2 separate regions of the Homo sapiens genome follow, and region 2 is linked to region 1. Evidence: chromatin loops called from intact Hi-C (ENCODE). Cell type or tissue: Caco-2. All regions are shown on one strand.

Region 1 (8,000 bases):
CCTTTCAAGATGCACTGGAATTTGTATTTTATAATCTAGCATACAAGGTCCTCTGAAGACACTTTTTTTTTCTTTTAAACAAATGAAGACTCTACCCTCTGAAGCATTTCATCTTCAGGAAAACAGACACAAAATTATTTAATCATTTCCCCAAAGTCAACATTGGTGAAAATTTCTGGGATTAAGAAAAACAATATGATAGGATTTTGTGGTAGAGAGGCTGCCTTTTATATTTTACTTGTGACTTTTCCCAATGCCAAAATTCTATGACTCTATGATCAATATTCTCCCATGGCTCTCATGGCTGCTAATGGCTATGTTTGGGGGACTTTCTCTTCTAACTGTAAGAGTCTTGAGGCTTAACATTCCAAAGTGCTGGCTACATCCCCAGTGGGAAAAAAAAATTTCTACCATGTAGTAGCTATTTCTATTGTTTTATAAGAATGAAAATAAGCCACATAATTAAGCCTGGAGCCCAGGGAAGGGAGCTCAAAAAATGCCTTCTGTGGTGCCATGATAGTGGATGACAAAGTAGATAAACAGGAATCCCTCCTGTCCCCCAGATAGAAAGTCATATGAGTCGAGTCATCCTCCCGCATCTCCTGCCAGGCTACACCTGGCCAATGTGCTTATATAATACTGGATAATAGTGAATGAAAGTTTACATCCCAGGGTCTCCCAGTGAGTTTGTCCATTCATTCATTCACGCAAACCCATTAATTGCATCTCTCACATGTCAGGTACTATGCAAGACACAGGAAACATAAAGGTCAATAAAACCCTGTCTGGACCCTCAAAGAACTGCAGACTGATGCATGAGACAGGTCCACAAATAATAATGCATCCCAATGTATCTCTCAGTGTTGAACTAAAAGAGTGGGCTCTCTGTCACAGCAACTCTCAACCAGGGCCAATTTTGTGCCCCCCACCCCCACCCTGGGACGTTTAGCAGTGTCTGCAGACATTTTTGATTGACACAGCTGGGGTGAGGGATGCTACTGGCTTCTAGTGGGTAGAAGCGAGGGATGCTGTTAAACATCCCACAGTGCATAGGACGGTCCCACAACAAGGAATTATCTAGCCCCAAAAGTCAACAGTGCTGAGGTTGAGAACCCTCATCTAGTGGGATAAAATATGATGTAGTCAGCTCTGTCTGGTCATCTCTGGAATTTGAGCCGACTTGATCACTTTTGTTCTTTTCATAGTTGTGTCATTGATTGGCTTTTGCTCCTAAGCAAGTTACTTCGCCTCACTTGGCTTAAGTTTCCTCATCTATAAAATAGATGTAGAGTCTCTGATCTCTAAATCCATTCTAGCCTAAGAAGCTATGGTCTTCTTGGGCCAATATTTATGCTTTCACTGAACCCTGCTTCCGAGAGGAGAATGCCTTGGCCAAAGACTGTTTACTCCACTCCAGGTCAAGGAGATAAACTAGTTTCCTGTGTTGATCTGGAGTCTCACTCAGGAAGGGCAAGCATGACCTCTGCCCGAGGACCCTGAGTTAGGACACTTCCATCTTTGGAGTTTTCTCATCAGCAAACAGGAACTACTTAACTGCTCTGCCTCCCTGTGTCCGGAGGAAGCCTTTGAGTCAATGAAGAGATGGAAAATTACCCGGATGCTGTTCCTGTGACTAGGTCCAAACCACAAATGCCACTTTTCTCCCTTTGGGGGGCCTGTGGCAAGGACAGGGTGGGGAGACACTGTGCTGTCCCTGTGGTGTAGGCTGGTGGGCTGGGCCGGGGAGGAGTAGTGTCTCTTTATCTGTCTGTGGGGCTGCCTCAGGGAGGACCTTCGTCATTTTTCTCCCTGAGGACAAAAAACTTCAATTCTTGGCCACATATTTTAGGCTCTGGGGACTGGGTAGGGATCTGGTGCCCTCAAATTCTCACACTCTCTCTCTCTCCCCCGCCGTGGCTTCAGGCTTAGTCACCAAACAGAAAGAGCTTTTCTGAGCCAGCCGGCTGGAGGACAAGAGCAGCTACAGAGACCAGGGGAAGCCAGGTCCCCACAAGACGCGCTCCTGCCTGGGCCTGAACAGAGGCCTCTTCAATGCTGCTGTGGTGCTGCTGTAACCAGAAAGGCAGAAAAAGGGAGACTAGGGCAGGGCTGGAGATGAGGGCAGGGCTGGTCTTGGCAGTGACACTGAGTTTGGTGTTATTGGGCTCTCTGTCTTGGCAGAAATGCATCAAGGATGGCAACTGGAGTATCTTCGTGTCCTCTCCCCTGCTACACCAGTGCCACCTTAGGTAGCAGATCCTGTGTGTGATGAACAAATGAACTGCTGTGAAAGAAAGAGAGAAAGAAAGAAAGAAAGAAAGAAAGAAAGAAAGAAAGAGAGAGAGAGAGAGAGAGAGAGAGAGAGAAAGAAAGAAAGAAAGAAAGAAAGAAAGAAAGAAAGAAAGAAAGAAAGAAAGAAAGAAAGAAAGAAAAACAACCCAGAGACATTAAGTAATATGCCCAAGTTATTTAAACTGCTAGTCAAGGGGAACTTCTATCAAATGTGCTTCACTGAACTTATCAACAATAAAAGTTCCAAATCAGACAAATATTTCCCACTCTGTATGTTTTCATTGCTTGGGATGTTGGGGGTTTTTCTGGAGGCGGCAGGGTTGGTATGATTTACATTAAGTAAAATGTGCAAATCTTAAGTACACCGCTTAATGACTTTTATATATGTATATACCCAAGAATCATGTTCCCAGATGAAGATATAAAACGTTCCCATTGTTCTAGAAAGTGTCCTCGAACCCTATTTCAGTTGATAGCCACTTCAAGAAATAACCAGGTTTTTTTCTACTTCTGTCACCATAAATTAGTTTTGCCTGTTCTTGAACTTCTTATTATCAACCTCATATTGTTTTCTTCAATATAATGTATTTGGGGTTCATCCACATTGTGTCAGTAATTTGTCCTTTTTGATTGCTGTGTAGTATTTCACTGTATAAATATATCACATTCTGTTTATCCATTGTTCTGTTGATGGATATTTTGATTATTTTCAGTTTTTGGTTATTGTAATATATTTATCCTAAAGATATGAATTGGATAGGGATAATTTTTTGTTAATTTGTCTCAAAACATGTGCCTATTTTAATTCCCCTTCAAACAAACTCTAATAAAAGTCATTCTCCAAAGCTCCCAGAAGTTGAGATAGAAAGAAGTATTTATTAAATTACCTCAAAGATCTTTTCAGACATGAAATCCTCTAATTCAATGTCTTCTCTAAGAGCTGCTGTTAAGCACCTGCTTGCATGAATTCTAAAATTTTCTCTGAACTGTAATACAGAGAGTGGTTGTTTCCATGTAGAAACAACCCCTGCCTCTATAAATTCACCGACAAAGACTAGAGAACTTATTCAAGCACAAAAAACATACTCATATCTCTTCACAAGATGGCACCTATTTCCAAATGAAAGATGCTCTCCTGTTCTGCGCACTGGAAGCAACTTGGGAGTGACCAGAAGAAATGGTGGAATGTAAATAAATATAACTACTTCATTTCAATCCTTTTTTCTTCCATGGAAAGCAACGGTGGTTTCTTTCTTGAGATAGGTGGGAAAGAATGAAGCCCACAATGGACTATTTACCAGGCCTCCAAAGCATTTCTCAGAATTTTCAGATCCTGCAGTGAATTCCTACCACCCATTGTATTCAGATTTTCATTTCGTCTAATGCTAACTCTAATGAGTCTATACCATACCTGGTGAGCCGAACTGCAGTACACACTCCATCACACCGTCAGTCTTCTATTTAACCCAGACAAAGGGTCTTTTATACTCTTCCTGGACATGAAAATAAAAGATTGGAAACAATCATTTTAATGATATATTTATTTAAAAAAAAACTTTGCCTTAAGATTTGTTCAACAAATATTCATTCAGCCACAAGGACTGAACTCCCAAAGCCAAAGGTTGGAGTCACCATTATTGTGGCACCTAACATCTTGTATGATGTCTAAAAAAAGGAAAATTCAAAAGAAAATTTGCACAATGGCCCACGATGGCTGTAGTCAGACATGTAGGTAATAAAACCTAGGCCTGTAAACTAAAGCTGACTTCTTGCCTGTGTAACTGGAGTTTGTTACATACTTCACTGACAGGTACTGGTTATAAACCTGTTTATCAGCTGTAGAACAAAGACAGGATGCAAAGAGTTGCCCTCCACCAGACCCTAAGGCACCTAACCTTTCTCCTACCCGCTCCACCATATATTTACCTTATCTTATGGACAGTGTCACCGAGCACCAATCAGAATCACAAAAATTCAACTACTGCTTCCCTCCTCCTTTCTCCCACCTTCTGTGCCACGCCTATCCCTCATTAGGAAATGTATCTATACTGTGCCTCCTGTAACCCACTTAGAGACACATTCTTAGTCTATACTGAGTCTGTGTTCCTGGGCTTCCGTCTTCAAGTGTGGCTCAGAATAAATCTAAGCATGATTTCTCTAAGTTCTAGTGCCTGTTATTTCACTTTTCAGCCAATGGTGTATACCATCCAAACACTGAAGTCCTACCCTCATCACACCTAAGACTGCAACCAAAAATACTATGGACAGGGCGGTGAGGCACACAGATTCCATCCCATCCCCTCTCTGTCTTCTCTCATCCCTCTTGGCTCAGCCCTGATCTCTCTTCTCCTCTCCCCTCCTCTTCTATCCCTTTTCCTACTTGGTCTCCTGTCTGCCGATCTCCAAGGCTCTTTATGAGTTCACAGAAAAAAGAAAAGGGGATGGGGGAATGGGGAGAGGACACACAGATGTAGCTGTTACAACTAAACAGCCTTTATACTCAAGCCATTCAGATTCCTGTATCCCACCTTTAGGTACTATTGGTTCCTCACCTTACCCCACATATAGCCCAGGAAGACCTTATCTGCTCTCCAGCTGGCCTAATGCACCATTATTTTCTCCAGATCCTTCACATCAAGACCCGAACCTCCCTCACCCCACCCACTTGGCTTTACCAAGGTAGGGAATGAAATTCCTCCCTGGGATCCTAATGAGCAGTGGTAGTCCCTGAGCTGCCAATCTCTCATCCTCACAACAGGCAGGGGTGGTGCTTGTCTGTCATTATGCTTGACTCCTTTCCCTTCCTTTCCCTAAGCTGGTCTCGCCCTTTTCTTAAAATGACAACACTGTGTAGAATCAGCTCCTGACAGCCTCACCCACCCCAATCAGCCCCGGCCAGCCAGGGCTCTGGAGGCGTCATCTGAAAACCAGGGTATTTTTTTCTAACCTCTCCCCGCCCTCCACCCACCTCTTGTTCTTTCAAGAACAAATTCTTTCCCCGGCATTTCTAAATTAAGAGGAAAAGAAAAGGAGTTTCTTCCATTTTCGTCGTGGATGAAAATAAGCCAGTTGTCAGTTATTTACCCAAAATCTGATTCGGAAATGACCCAGTCCTAGACTGGATTTAAATTTTAAAGGCAAACCTAAAAAGAGTTTCTGAGATATTTTTTAAAAATTCACCAAAAGTGGCCAGGAGGTGAATTTGCTAAGCTGTGGTTATTGGCAAGAAGAACTGCAAAGGCAGGAAATTCTCTGCATAACTAGCCCGTCTTCCCGAAGCCTGCCGGGAGCAGGAACAGGAGTTTCCAACTCCTCCCTGACTATTTCTCCTGAGTCCCCAGTCCAGGCACCCACTGGCTCTGGGCACAAGCCCGCCAGCCTCTTATTGCAAATCACAGCATATGTTCACATCCATTCATCGAATCCCATTTGGCAAGAGTTCAGGCAAGAAGGTGGGATTAACTTGCCAAGACACCAACCACTCCCTCACTACAGGCTGCACGAAGTCCTCTCCTTCTATGTAATCCAGCCAGACAGCAGCCAAGATGCTTACCTCAGGGAACGTTCCATTCTGGAAAATTCCTTCTGGAATCACTCCTTTCTGTTGCCCCACCAACTCCACCTCTCTGACCCAACTCCCACCACACACAGACACAGTGTATTAGTCAGGGCAGGCTAGGTGCTGCAACAAACATCCCCAACATCTCAGTCAATTAGTACAGAGGGTTTGTTTGTCTCTCATACTTAACATCTGAGCAAATATTGCTATGATTTTGAGGTTTTTTCCAAATTATACTTCTAGCCCTCGAGGTCTTAATTTTTTGAGGAACTGTGACTTATCCATGTTTATGTAACAGAGATGTCCCTCTTTATAGTTTGCAGCGTAAACAGCATACTTCAAGCAGGTCCCAGATGCAAGGTTTGAGCCTTCAAAAGCTGGTAGCAGCCGGAAATCCTATATTTTTATTTAATTCTGTATTTTACAAAATTCCAACTCCTTTGCTTTTATATATCCAAAAGTACCTGCATTCTTACCAGTAGGTAAGATAGATAGGAAATGGGAGGAAAAAATGCAAAGGAAATGAGAAGTCAGAGAGGGATCAAAACTTATTCATCCCTATCCAGCTCTGCCAACAACAGCAGCAGGCTGGTAGCTGGGTATGTAGTCAAGATAGACAACATACTCCCTGGAAGCCACAGTAGTGACCCTCCAGGGCTATGCTCAGTCAAGAAAACTACGCTAAAGATCTAAGCCCCTTCCCACAAGGACTCTTTCAGCTACTTCCCTGGGTGAGCAGACCCCAAGAGACCTGGATCGGGATGGGGTTCAGCAAGTACCTCACAGATCCAGAACCATTTCTCCCTTCTCTCCTGCCTCAGTCAGGTGGATTTATCAGCTCTCCCTGTCTAAGTATCCATCAGTCTAACCACCTCAAACCTCCTAGTAACTTCATTCTGGGGATCCAGTTGCCTGTCTCTGCCACTGGCCACAGTTGGAGCCAATCAGATGCCCATTCACAACAGATCTCCCTAGTTCTGAATCACAGGGGAGGGTGTAAATGCCTATAGTAGATTGTATTCCTGTTCACCAATGATGCCAGCTTTCCATGCTGTGGCAGAAGTATACATCCCTGCCCTGCTGGACTCAGAAACTGCCCTGTGACTTACTTTAGCCATTAAAATGGGTTGGGGGCAGGGGGGATGGAAATGTGGAATGTGTGTCACTTCTGAGCAGAAATTATGAGAGCCAGAGCATGGTTTACTTGACCCTTTTTCCCTCTGCCATGATGACCAAGCAGTGCTTCATATAGAAGCTGCTGCATTAGCCCAGGTCCCAGAATGAGGACAACATGGAGGAAAGCCATAGCCAACCCAGGATGAATACATTGCATGCATGAAAAATAAACCTCTACTGATTCTTGTTGTAAGCCCTTGGAACTTCGGGGTCATTTGTTAAAATGGTGGAAGCTTGTAGATCCTGACTGATGAAGTGAATGCCCTGCCCTCCCTTCCCAGAATGCTCTGGGAGTCCCTGTGTACATTACACCACCTTCTCCCCAGAGCTTTTCATACCCAAAGAGGCTTCTCAAAGAAATCATTTTGCATCTTTTCTCCAGGTCTGTTGCCTGCCTTCTTTAGCAAATAAGGAAGTCACAACATCTGCCCTGGCACGCCCTTCTAGTTTGGCCTCTACGGAAACTGATTGGCAGTTCCTTTTGCTAACGAAGGAAAAAACTGTAATCTCTGAGGGCACTGCCACCACCTACGTTTGCCCTACTGTGGTTTGTGCATGGTAGACACCAGTGGATGTTTGTTGTCTGAAGAGAACGGGGATAATTTTGAGGAAGAAATTGGTAGCATCATTAGTAAAATTTAAAAGCCTGAGAGGTAGGTGGGACCATCTAGAATGTGTTCCATCTAAATTTCTACTCACACCATGTCCCTGTTTTAGCAACCTCCCTCAAACCCCTCCCCGCCAAAAAAAACAAAGAAGCACCTATAAGCAAAGGGTGTAACTCGGTTATTTTTAAACTGAAAATACAAAGATCCAAGGCTTTGGGACAAGTCAAATAAAACTGCAATTTTTATCTCCCTGTCCTCCCCTAGACAAAGCACTTGCATCTGGAGTGGAGATTACGCAGGCATTCGGTCTGTGCAAAGCCCAGAAGCTGAACTGATTGCATTGCAGATGCTTTAGGGACACCTAA
Region 2 (8,000 bases), 53 kb after region 1:
TAAAAGGCCATCACAGCCAAACCGGTGTTCTAGAATGGGATATGATAGAGGCAGAAAACGTAGCTCTTGTCAGTCAGTCCCTGGGGAAAGACACCCCAGTCGCACTGACTTGAAAAGCTTCGCAGGGCTGTGTCATGGGGCTGGTGGAAAGACCATCTCCCACAACGGTCCCGCATCTTCTGTGGGTTTCTCTCCTCGGTAGACAAGAAAATAAAGCTCCAGTTGTGCCACAAAGCCGCCTCCACAAAGCCTGGGAAAGTAACCAGGCAGTGAGAAAGGCCCTTGAACCTCCAAGTTCAACCACTTCCCTAGGACAATCCTGCAGTGCCTCCTGCTCCCGCTAGGGGGCCGCTCCCCCAACCCCACCCCCGCCCCCACCACCATGATCACCGCCCTCTCAGAGTGGACTCTGCCACGGAGTCACAAGCTGTCCAGAGCAGGGGGCCTTCCCTGCCCCCAGGGGGCATTCGTGACAGTAGTCCGCTGAGGAATGGGCTTAGAGACAAACACTGGGTTAACCAGAAGCAGGGGCTTTTCCCCCCAGGAAATGGTCACAGTGAGGGCAGATGTCCCTTCTCCTACACAACCCTCATCAACCAGATGCAATGAAATGTCCATAGGGCAAAAGAGAGAAAGGAGAGATGGAGCAGCCTGCCTTTATTTTGGTTTTGATGTTATCAAAGTGTTTCGTGCACAAAGTTTAAAAATCAAATACTTTAATACTGAACGCTTATAATGAAAAGTCAGCAGTCTCTTTCCTCATCCCTCCCACTTCCCCCCCTACCAAGTCCCACCCCACCCTCAGAGTCAATAACTTGTAACTTTGTTAACAGCTTCTTCTGTCATTAAGCTCCATTCCCATATGATATTCTTATATTAGTCCTTGAGTTCTCACTTTAAGCGGCTATCAGTTGACTTCTTGTTATAGCAGATGAAGATTTTTTCTTTTTGTTTTTTGTTTTCTTTTTTGAGACGTAGTCTCGCTCTGTCGCCCAGGCTGGAGTGCAGTGGCGCGATCTCGGCTTACTGCAAGCTCTGCCTCCCGGGAAGATTTTTTCTTTTACATCCCCCACTTCGCCTTCTACCATCCTCCCAATATGCTCAATCACAATTTTTGTTAATTCAATAATCAAAATTAGTATGATCATGTACATATTATTTCAAATGCTATGTATTTTACTATGTATTTCCTTTCCTGTTGAATTTTTATTTTTGCTGCAGTTAAAAATGTTCTTGTTTTCTCACTTTAAGAGGGTTTTTCAATTAGAAGTTAGACTTTTCTATAGCTTTTCCTCTCAATTTCTGTATGGTTCCTCCAGTTGGAAGCAATTCTCATGTATGTGACAAATATTTATTGAGCATCTACTTTTGCATATTATTCTACTAGGTGTTAAGATATATAGAAGGGAACCATTCACAGCCGAAAAATTTAGTTGAGAGACAAGAGAAGTACACATACAAAAATAAACAAACAACAGTACAATCAGGAAGCAATCATTCAAGCATTGCTCCAAGTGCTCTGTGGTGTGCGGAATTAATGGTGCCCAGGAGGAATATTCTGGAATCAGAGGCTAGGGCCACAAGAAAGGTTTTTTCTAGAGGATGCCAGGCCTGAACTGGGCTTCAAAGTCTGATTGGAATGTACAGGCAGAGATGGAAAGAGAGAATGTTCCAAGTGAGAGAATCAACAAAGATTTGGTCCATGAACCTCAAACATGCGAAACATCTTTTTAACTGCCCTATGTCTCAACTTCCCCATCATTAAATTAAAAAGTAGAAAGGAGTTTATAACTGGTACTGTGGCCACTAAGGAAGAGAAAATCCCTACTCGTAGAAAATATACCCTGAGCCTGGGAGGTTGAGGCTGCAGTGAGCTGTGATCATGCCACTGCACTCCAGCCTGGGTGACAGAGTGAGACCCTGTCTCAAATTTTTTTTTAAAAAAAAAAGAAAGAAAGGAAAATATACACTGAAGTATTTAGGGGTAAAGGACCAGCCAAAATGTGTGTAACTTACCCTCAAATGGTTCAGGGAAAAAAAAAAAGAGTGTATAGGTATTCCTTGTACTATTTTCATTTTTGGAATTCATTGGAACTTGAGAATTATTGGGAATTATTTAAATTTTTAAAATTAAGGCCGGGTGCGCTGGCTCATGCTTCTGATCCCCGCAATTTGGGAGGCCGAGGTAGGAGGATCACGAGGTCAGGAGATTGAGACCATCCTGGCTAACACAGTGAAACCCCATCTCTACTAAAAATACAAAAAAAATTAGCCAGGCATGGTGGCAGGCACCTGTGGTCCCAGCTACTCGGGAGGCTGAGGCAGGAGAATGGCGTGAACCCAGGAAGCGGAGTTTGCAGTGAGCCGAGATCGCACCACTGCACTCCAGCCTGGGCGACAGAGCGAGACTCCATCTCACAAAAAAAAAAAAAAAAAAAAAAAAAAAATTGAGCAAGACTCTGTCTCAAAGAAAAACAATAATGAGGATATGATGTTAAATGAAAAAAAGGCAAGATATAAAAGTATACATACTGTATAAATGCATTTATCTATATAGGTATAGGAAAAATGGAAGAAACTATAAGTATTTACAGTAGCATGATTAAGGGTAATTTTGTCTTTAACTTTTTTTATATTTTGAAGTTTTCCATACTGAGTATGTATTAATTTTCTAATAGAAATGAAATGAAAATAATTTTCTAATATTTTCTAAAAACATTAAAAATTAGGTTTGGGGAGAAACCTAGGGTTATTTTAAAAGATCAATATAAAATTATATGTGTTTATTCTTTAAAATCATATTCACATCATATTTAAATACAGTGGTTTTATGTTTTCCAAAGTGGAGAAGAACATCTATCCTATAGAGTTATGGGCCAGATTGAATGAAATAATCTGTCAAGTACTTAGCACAGTGCCTGCCCACAATGAACGCTCAGTAGATGTGACTCTAGGATGGGCGGCTATTTCAATAATCCTCACCCCCCTGCCTCCCCTTCGCCAGCCTCTTTGATTGAGAACAGGTTTTATTGGGTATGGCCCATTCTCCCAGCTGGTGCTGGGCCCTGGGTCTTTGGTCCGGGAGGGTGACTGACATGCCTGGCCTCCCTACAGGTGGCGGCGGAGTACTTCAAGAACACCACGCTGCTGCTGGTGGGGGTCATCTGCGTGGCGGCTGCCGTGGAGAAGTGGAACCTGCATAAGCGCATTGCTCTGCGCATGGTCTTGATGGCCGGAGCCAAGCCGGGCATGTAAGTCTTATTTGGGATGCCAGGACATAGGGCATCCTTCTAGCTCCCAGTGTGCCACCAGGACAGTGGTCTCAGGTCACTGCGGGATGTCCACTTCAGCTGTTTTTTTACCAAAGGGTCGGGCTGACACCAGAGCCATAGGACCCGTCCAGGGAGAGGGCCTGTGATCATGGAGTAGAGATTTAAACCTGTGACCTTGCTATCATTATCCAAAGAATTTACCCATTGACCTAGGCTGCAAGGGCAGCAGCTTACAACATATAGGGGCCCATCAGGTAAAACAGGATGGACCAAGAGAAATTGTTTCCCAACCTGTTTCCTGTGTATCAGGGAACAGGCTGGACCGGAAGTGGCTGTCTTCTCCTTTGTCACTGAAGGAGACGGGAATGTTTCCTCCCATCCACCCTGAGTTTTTGTCATCAGTTCAGACCACAGACCCAGTTAGAGACACTGCATTTGACTGTGATGCGGGAGGGAGTCCCACCCTCGGGGAATGTGTTACGGTGTCAAGGTTGAGTTTTGTGTTAGCTTCAGCAATGTTCCATTTGGATTCCCCTGCCTGTACCTTCCCTTTTGGAATATCCTGCTCACCTCCTTCTAGTTTACAACTTTCTTGCTGTATTTTATGTAAGCTGCCCTGACTCCTATGGGAGTCAACACGAGTATAAATAAATAATATAGTATTGGTTCTCAGTATGAGTCATTTAGATGACTATAGGTTATGCTTAAAAGCATGTTCCTGTCTCCCAGATTGTCAAACAGGTCTGATAACTACAGCTTAATCCACCCCCTAACTCAGTAATAATCTTGCCCCTACACTCAACCTCCCAGGCACACAGTGGCATTTCGTCACATCATATGGAGACTCTGTGGCTCTTTAAAATCTCTGTGTACTATCTGCAAGAATTTTTATCCTCTCACATTTCCACTCCTCCCTATTTACATCAGTCAGCAAGTTGCCACCCCCAGAGGCAGTTACCCGTGTAGGTACAGAATTGGCAAAGTCAAGTCGCTGTCAGCCAATGGAGTCCACATGATAAACGTACTGTCCCCAAGTTGTGCAAAGTCAGTGATTCCACCTAAAATAATAAACACAGTAGTCTTTATGTTGGCTTATCTTATGGAAACTAGGACATGTCTGTACAGGCACACATTGCACAACGTTCTCAAAGCCAAAGAGAAATAATTAGAGGGTTAACCTTGTTAGTGTTTTTCTCCAAGTGTTGACGCTTTAAGATGTCAGCTGGAAAAGTGCACACAGTGACACGGGACACTTCTGTGACTTTGGGGGCTATGCCTTCAGCATGTTGACAGGTAGTGGGTGGAACTGTGAGCTCCAAACATTCATCTCTATTGGGTCACTGATATCTATGGTGACTTGGCGGCAAAGCAAGGAGTGCCGTGGCGCTCACAGAATTGCTGGCTGCGAGGGCAAACAAAGTATTGCCTTCCACACACAAACACACATCACCGCCAAGCTCCAGCCAATGTCCGTGGAGACAGAAAAACAATGGTAAGTCTACACCCTGTGGCCCTACTACCAGAGCTATTCTTTGCTTCACTAAGGACTTTTTTCTGGCTAAGGCCGCTAGTCCATGAAGTGTGATTCATTCATTCAAGAAGTATTGCTTTAATACTTACGCTGTGCCAAGCATTGGGAGTACAGAGCTGAATGGCACCCTGCAGGACAAATGCCTGCCTTTCCAGCCACAGCTGTCTAGACCAGCCCCAGCAGGTTGGTAGGAGGCCCACTGTGGAGCCGCAGGGATGTGTGTTCCGTGGACGCTCTGCCCCAACCCTCCCTGCCTTCCAGGCTGCTGCTCTGCTTCATGTGCTGTACCACGTTGCTGTCCATGTGGCTGTCCAACACCTCCACCACCGCCATGGTGATGCCCATCGTGGAGGCCGTGCTGCAGGAGCTGGTCAGTGCTGAGGACGAGCAGCTCGTGGCGGGCAACTCCAACACCGAAGAGGCCGAACCCATCAGTACAGTTTGCTGGAGTTCATCTCTCCTTTGCTCCTCCAACCTCCCCTGGGGTCCTCCTGCCTGGCTCCTCTAGGGAGACTGCCCAACTTTGTGCCCACCCCAGGACCCCCTCAGCCATGCCCCCACATTCCCCTTCCTCTTCCCTCTCTCCTCTTTCCCATCCCAGCTCTTGGACTCTGAAGCTTCCCTGAACTCCCTGTTCTGGCTCTTCCTTCCTCCTTCACTTCTGGGCTCTTTTCCCCCAAATGCTCAAGGGTACACACTGCTCTTTGCCCCCAAATGCTCAAGGATCACTGCAAAACCCTGGGGCCAGTCTGCATCCATGAGCCCCATTCTATTTACAGAGCAAAGGGAAGGAGAAATGTCACCCACTCCATATGGCCCACCTCCGCCCTAAGCCCTTGAGCTATGCTCCAACCCACAGGGTCAGCCCCAGCCTCCACCTCTCACATACTGCTTTTCTTTGCTACTCATAGGTCTGGATGTAAAGAACAGCCAACCTTCTCTGGAACTCATCTTTGTCAATGAAGAGTGAGTATGACTGCCCTCTCCCAGACAGCGCCTCTCAGAGTCCATAGGGGAGGTCAGAAAAGAGGGGACCTAGACCCATAAACAGCTCTTTGAGATGTACCACCCAAGCTCACCACCTTGCCACACCACCCCCCCACCCCGCCCAACCTCCCCCATTTCCTCTCCATACCTAGGAGTGACCTGTCAGGACCTGGAGAGTCACTCCCTTAACCACAGTGTTGCAGTGATGAGGAAGAAATAAAAAGGCCACACTGAATCTCAGTGGATATATGAACTGTCCACACAGCCACCATGCAGAATCTCTTCTAAATTCATGTCCCTTTTAGGAAAATAGTATGTTTAATTTGTTAACGGAAAACCGTTCACATCTCGATGCCACTGCAGATTCTTGGAGAATCATGAAATATTTTCTAGATATTAGATAAGGTCTTGGTAGATTTGGTCTTGTTAGATATGGCAAAGAAAACTTAGGTGACAGGTAGGGGATGAGGGGACAGGAGGTGAGAGGGCCTTGTGATGATGGGAAGCAGAGCTGGAAAAGGAGAAGCAGCCTCAGACATTCCTGGAGGAAGCTCTATTAACAGCTGATTCCATTTGGAGATTCTATTTCAAAATGTGGCCCACAGGCATGCCACAATGAATAGTCCACATTTAAAAGCTGGATTTGTAATACAGCTCAGCTCTGTCATTTGCCCTTGTTGTAAAAAAGGAGAACGCACATTGGGTGAAATCAGCGTTCACAGTGGGACAGACGTGGAAGGGTGCCATCAGGAAATCGCTTTATTTTTCTCCACCACTATCTTCAATCATAGCATATTGGATTTCTTGATGACATCACCCTTGATGATATCCCAGGCAAATCCCGTAGCTCTCCTGGTTCCTTTCAGGTATTATAACAATCTCATGTTCAGACATTTGGGAGACTAGTCCAAATTCAAATCAAAACTTCAACTTCTCAGCCAAAGCTTCTCCCATACCCACCCACCCCTCACCCTAGGCCTGCAGAAGAAAGAAGGTGAAAGTAAGTCGGGGGAGGGAGTTGAGCTTCTTTCTGTCTTCCTCCACCTCCCTCTTCTCCTCCTCCCCTAACCGCACCCTCACTCTGCTGCTTCTGACTTTTCTGGGCTTAGGACAGCAGCTCTAGGGTACAGGAAAGATAAATGGGTGAGAAGGGTCTGGATGGGGGCTATTGAGGTCTGGGGTTGGTGCCCTCTCTGAGATTTCAGTCCCTGGCTCTTTCATCTGTGGGGCAACTGCCTTCAGGGTCTTTGGAGCATCCCATTATGGCGCCCTCTGCAGGGCCTCAGGCCTGATGGCAGGGCCTTGCTCTGGGATTAACACTCACGCCACCCTCCAGGGCCTGTGCTCTGGTGGTTAACTCCCCCACAACCCCTGTATTGGGGCTGCCTCTGCCTCTGGGCAGGCCTGTCCCAGGTGACCCAGGAAAAGGCCATCCTCACTGTGGCCTTTTCTCCTCCCTGTGGCCTCTCTGGCATCACCCTACTGGCTTCTTGCCTTTGCTCTTTTCCACACAAAAATGTATCCCCAAACTCCAAAAGAAAAGCCTGAGTTGTCCCTAGAACTCTAAGCATCTTTTGTGCTGGTGGGAACTGGGTCATTTGCTGGGTGTGCAGACAGCACTCTTGCGGCCACCACCTCCCATGCTACCTGAGGATCCTCGCCTACCCTCCTCACCCAGTTTGGGAAGAAGGGAAGGGAAACATCACAGCACATTCTCCTCCCAGGCTAAGAACTCACTCCAAAGAACACTTCCCTCTGCACGCCTGTCAGCTTCTTATCCTTCCCTGACAGAGCCTGAAGAGGGACCATGGCCGCAGGACCCACATCCCGCATGTGTGTGCCCAATACGCTCTCTGTCTTCACAGTGGCTGAGCTGGTGGCTCCCACTGTCCTCGCAACTAAGACAAACTGGAAACATTCACTGATCACTCAGTGTGTCAGTTACACTGATGGCTAAGTTCTCATCTTCTTCTGTCCTCAAGGCAAAGGTTGGGGACCAGCAGGGGTGGGAGAGACTCACCCCCTGAGGTGTACTTGCTGATCAGAAGTCCTCCCCCTCCGCCACCCTCTCCCTCTCCCTTGACTTTCCCTGAGTACAATCCAGGCCCTCCCTGCTCCTGTCACCTCCGATACGCATATCACAAGTTCCCCTTTCTAGATAGTGGTCTTCCCAGAGTCAGTCAGTGAGAACATGAGAGTCAGCCAGTGAG

What was found. Hi-C counts contacts between places; a loop is a spot of excess contacts. Peaks named below come from ENCODE experiments on the same cell type or tissue, not always from the same donor. Only the 100,000 strongest peaks of a DNase experiment are listed, where the experiment ranks them.
Region 2: it touches region 1 in a loop (4-fold over the local background); 10 of 110 quality-filtered maps call a loop at or near these places.

Annotation. Positions count from the first base shown.
Region 1 is chr7:135,755,870-135,763,869 of GRCh38, reverse strand. LOC105375522 (a long non-coding RNA gene) reads right to left here and starts at 5,347. Exons shown (of 3, transcript XR_001745032.2): 1 at 5,261-5,347; 2 at 3,704-3,785. In Caco-2, no CTCF peak of the experiment used is centred here; a DNase peak (open chromatin) is centred at 4,209.
Region 2 is chr7:135,703,365-135,711,364 of GRCh38, reverse strand. SLC13A4 (solute carrier family 13 member 4) reads left to right here. Exons shown (of 16, transcript NM_001318192.2): 3 at 3,115-3,251; 4 at 5,065-5,237; 5 at 5,715-5,769. It overlaps LOC105375521 (a long non-coding RNA gene), which reads right to left. Exons shown (of 5, transcript XR_928021.3): 4 at 4,893-8,000; 5 at 2,769-4,330. Among named protein-coding and RNA genes, the nearest start is that of SLC13A4, 21 kb to the left of the region's middle. RefSeq lists an enhancer at 6,970-7,264. In Caco-2, CTCF peaks have their summits at 311 and 7,049 (motif pointing left); DNase peaks (open chromatin) are centred at 3,128 and 3,594.